2 separate regions of the Homo sapiens genome follow, and region 2 is linked to region 1. A link is a loop called in an ENCODE intact Hi-C map of the cell type or tissue named here. Cell type or tissue: MCF 10A. All regions are shown on one strand.

What was found. A loop is a pair of places that touch in the nucleus more often than their neighbours do. Peaks named below come from ENCODE experiments on the same cell type or tissue, not always from the same donor. Only the 100,000 strongest peaks of a DNase experiment are listed, where the experiment ranks them.
Region 2: a loop joins it to region 1, with 3 times the contacts of the local background. A loop is called at or near these places in 3 of 110 quality-filtered maps.

What each region holds. Positions count from the first base shown.
Region 1 is chr7:80,217,519-80,220,018 of GRCh38, forward strand. It overlaps GNAI1 (G protein subunit alpha i1), which reads left to right. Exons shown (of 8, transcript NM_002069.6): 8 at 1-2,500. Among named protein-coding and RNA genes, the nearest start is that of GNAI1, 84 kb to the left of the region's middle. In MCF 10A, no CTCF peak of the experiment used is centred here; a DNase peak (open chromatin) is centred at 1,413.
Region 2 is chr7:80,149,597-80,152,096 of GRCh38, forward strand. The region is part of intron 1 of GNAI1 (G protein subunit alpha i1); the gene reads left to right. Among named protein-coding and RNA genes, the nearest start is that of GNAI1, 16 kb to the left of the region's middle. In MCF 10A, no CTCF peak of the experiment used is centred here; DNase peaks (open chromatin) are centred at 1,485 and 1,925.

The DNA of each region.
Region 1 (2,500 bases):
TTTTCAAACCAAATGAGTACTTATATATGGATCTCTGTAGACTAGAGTCTTGCAGCAACACAGAATGTAATATAAGGCAAATGCATCTGGGACTTGACCAAAGTTGTTCTGTTTTGTTTTTTTAACTGAAAGTAACAGAAGGACCTTTCTTAAATGTGACAGATGGTCCTGCAGTGTGAAACTGAAGGACAGTGTTAAAGCTGGGCTCTAGTATATTGATGATTTCTGCATAAGTGTAAATATGCAAATGTATGTATACATGTATTTATGACTTTAGTTTTCGACATTATTTTTAGGTTTTAAGAGTGGCAACTTAGGATTTTAGGGTGATGGCTTTGGAAATAACATAAATATACCTTGTACTGAATGACAGACTATTACTACGTTTGCCAGTTTTAAACAGCTTTATTTATGTTCATGTCCTGTAAATTTTTAAGTACAGTAATTAATATTAGGAAACATTACAGCCCTTATCTAGATTATATGTATACTTGTATTAATAAAAATGTTATTTGTACAAACATTGCACAGACTATTTTAATAACATGATTTGTTCTTTAAATTTTATGTGTTTTATTGAAATGTTCTTAAGATGAATACACCTGCCTTTGGATCAACTATTTAAACATTGTATGCATTTTGATTTTTCCTACTTTAAGAAAATAAAATAATTTAATTTTACATTAGATTCCACGTTAGATTTGGTTTGAAAAACTAAAATTTCAGATTTCTGAGGATATACTGTCTTAGACTTATTGTACACACTTAGTTTTTATTCACTTGTTTTCACTCTGAATTTTAATATTTGGCTGATATGAATGCATTGCCTCAAAGGTGATGTCATCTTAATTTTTATTCACTTTAAATAACTACATTTTTGTTTATAACTAAGTTTGGAGGGATCCTAAGAGCATTTTTGTGGGTAAAAAAAAAACCTGTGGACATAATGAATTTTGAGACATTGATTGGTGAGGCTTTTATTTCCCTTGAGGAGTCTCTTGTACCTAGCATACATGATAGCTCCTTGTTGGGAAGATAACAAGAAGGATCTTTGAATACTCTATTGCTGATATAATGCAAGATTTAAATTTATACATATAACTAATTTCAAATGTAATTATCACACTATGTTAAAATTACTTTTTTCCCTTAGATAATTCAAATTTCTCCACTTGCTTGAGATTATATCATTTCTTTTTCAATTATACTATTATTTCTGAGAATGAAATGGACGATTACACTTAGAAAATGAGTAATAGTGTTTAATAAGTCAGTGATTATATGTGTGCTCAAATAAGTGTTATGTATCAGCTAGATACTGAGCTTTGATAGAATAATTTTCTTTTGATTATTCATGATGTGTCATCTCTGACCTTGTTTCAGCAAAGTAAACAGCACTCCCCACCCCACCCTCCTTTTTTTACTCATCTTGGAAAAGGTTAGTCTTTCAGTACACGTTGCTGGTAAGTAGTTTCCAAGTTACGTGTTGTCACTGGGTTGAAGTATATTTGTGTGTGTGTGTGTGTGTGTGTGTGTGTGTGTAACCATAAACTATATTCATATCTGTTTCATTTGGAGGATTTTCTTCTTTGTAATGTAAAGAAATTCAAAGTTATCAAAGTTCCTTAAATGTGTTAGTTTAGATTCTTTATGTGCCTTTCATGAAAGATATGTTTTCATTAATTTTACTGGTGGACCTGTAATATCCACATTGTGAAGCTGTGTATGAAATTCAACTATAATATGAATAAATTTGAATCATGAGAATTATGGGTTAAAAAGCCACAAAGAAGCACATATTGGTGACCATCATTAATGAAATCCTGAACTTTATTCTGTGTAATTGTGTTAATAAATCCTAATAAATTTAAATTTTTAAAATTTTACAAACCTATTGGCTAAGTACATTTTGGATTAGAATTTAAGTATCAGTCTGTTGTTTCTTCATTTCTTCTTTTTCTATGCTCTTTTTACAATTTCAGCTACTCCAGAAGCTCAGATTTTCCCTGTTCCAAGCTATGAGATGTGATGCCACATTTGGAATTGCCTTCTTGATATCCCCTTCTGAGAATGCATTGCCTGCTTTTTAACTCATTATATTCAAAACTAAATTCATCATCATTCTCTCCTTACACCAGTTCTCACCCTGACTTTGCCATTTTTCCTTACTAAGTACCATCATCATTTATTCCTTCAATGGGGAACTTTTTAGTTTAAGTTCTGGGATACGTGTGCTGAACATGCAGGTTGGTTACATATGTATACATGTGCCATGGTGGTTTGCTGCACCTATCAACCTGTCATCTAAGTTTTAAGCCCTGCATGCATTAGGTGGAACTCTTCTGATTCCTAATCTCCATTTCAATTTACTGACAGTTCTACAAAGCCTTAAATCTGTTTTTTGTTTGTTTTCCTTTCTATTCCTACTACTACCTATTCAAGTCTTTGCTAAACTTCCTCTTAAAATGGCATTATTAGTTAAATTCCCCACCTCCCATTT
Region 2 (2,500 bases), 68 kb before region 1:
GGACTATATACTCTAAAGAAGTTAATGTGCTCCATTTTGAGATTCATCAGAACCTGTCTTGTAATACTTTACATGTTTGTATATTCCCGCTTTCCCATGTACTTTTTGATTTTGTTATTTTTTCACCTAGATAGATTGTTTTGCTTCATGTTAATGAGAGGATTTAGAAAGCCTTAAATTGTTGGCCCATGTAACTATTCCTTGAGTGGTTTTAACAAGGCATTTTTAAAATTTACATAATTTTATATGCCTTCAGGATATACAAACTAAAGTAGAGAAGAATTTGTTAAATGAGAAGAAAAAAGGAAACTACAATAGACAAGATTGATTAATTCACGTTAGCATTGAAAACCTACATACCCTAACAAAGTGGGACCAAACAGCATACCATCTATATACCACCTGTTTTCATGGAAGTGCAGATTACAATGAGATGCCATCAGAACCGGACAATACCAAATGTTGACTTGACAGCTTTAATGTACTGTTGGTTGGGAGCATCAATTGGTAAAACAATTTTGGGTAAAGCTTTATCAATACTTAGTAAAGGTTACATACCTTTGAATCGATAATCCCATTCCTAGGTATAGATTCCAGAGAAAGTGGTGTACATGTACCAGGAAAAATATTTACTACAACATTGTTAGTAATAGCAAAATTTCAAAAGAACTAAATTATTAATCATCAAGAGTGAATAAATATGTGAGCAGGAATGAATAAATAAATGAGGGTATATACTGAAAGTGAAATACTATGTTAGAACTATAGAAATGAAGTGCTATACGGAGATAGTGAATGTTTGATAAATCTCAATAACAATGCTAAGTTAAATATGCACTTTGTAAAGTGATATGCTTTATGACACATTCGTATAAAGTTAAAATATCCTCAGAACTATGCCATATGTTTATAGGTACAAACACATAAAGGAAAACTGTAAATAAATGCAGGGAGAGGATAAACATCAAATTCAGAGTGCTGGTTACTTCTGAGGAGGCGGAGAGGGAAGTGGATCAGGAGGATGCATCCAGGGTACTGCAGTGTTTTAATTCTCAAGCTGGATGCTGGACACACAGATGTTTATTATCTTATTTTCTAGATATTTTTATGTGACTGAAATATTTCGTAAATAAACAGAACTTTTGTTATTGTAGGCTAATTCATCTCAATTTTGGCATGTTTTTCTGTGATTTCACATCCGGTTATTTCCCAAGCCTTATTTACTCCTTATTGCATTGCATTGTCCATCCATCATCCGCCGTTTTTCCATTTTTACACAAGTTATTCTTTTGTAATGTCCTCCTACCTGGTCTTCCTCCCTATGTGCTTCCCACCCTTCAGTCTATATCAGTCCTCCAGAATGACAGCTTTGATGGTATCAGTAACTGGCCAGAAGTCGTCAGTAGCTCTGTTTATTTACAGAATATTGTTCTCTTCATTAGCATGGAATTCAGGAGCCTCTGTGGTTTGGCTTCCACCCTGCATTTCCATATTTCCCATGCTTCTCCCTTGCCACAGTATGAGAACTTCCCCTGCTTTCCCATCTTGATATCCTTGCTTATGTTCCTCTTTCAGGGAGTGCCCTTCCACCCTTACCTGTTTCCAGTCCTGCCCAGGCATGTTCATGAGCAGAGTTTGGGAGAACTTTTTTCAAAGTTGAGTAATATCTGGATCCCTAATAAAACAGTTCTTATGGATTCCTAATATTGATTTAAATGTATTGCAAAATCACTTCAATATACAAAACTATGAAAACATATAATTAAGTAGAAAAATGTTTCTCACTTCTAGATAACCACAAAGCCAAAAAAAAAAAATTACACACAAAACCACAAACCAATAGAGTTCTCATTAACATGACTTGTTCTCTCCTGGTTGTGATGTCAGTCAGCTATAAACTGCTTTCACATGTGGTATGCCTACTATCAAATGCCACAAGATGTCTCAGTTCTTCCCTTCTCTTTCTCTAATTGCAAAGTCCTCATTCCTGGGGTGCTCCCACCCCCAGTGGAATAAATGCCTCAATGAAGCATCATCATGAATGAAAAGGCTCAGTAGTGTTCCCCACCAAGTGGCTGCATTTCTACATGAAAAAAATACATCTGCCTCTAACTTTCAAACTGCCTAAGTGCAGATTTATTTAATAAATATTACCTATTGTCTGCTACAGACTGTGTCAAAGGTTGTGTGGATCCAAACATGTATCATACATGGATCCTGCCCTTGAGGAGTTTCGTGGCAAAAGAAACCAAGGAAACATTATTTACGGGAGGGATAAATGCTAGGGGGTGTGATTTGAACTTGTATAGGGAGGCATCTGAATTTCAAGTTCAGAGCTGTTAGTACATGGCCCTTCAGCTATTAAAGGGCACAAGCAAGAATATGAAGTTGACATGTTTATTTTTAATTTTTTCACTTTGTTCTCCTTTCACGGCCTCTTTTCAGTTTTTTAGTATACGCTATTTCCTTCAGTTTTCTAGAACTAAGGTGGCAGGTAGTA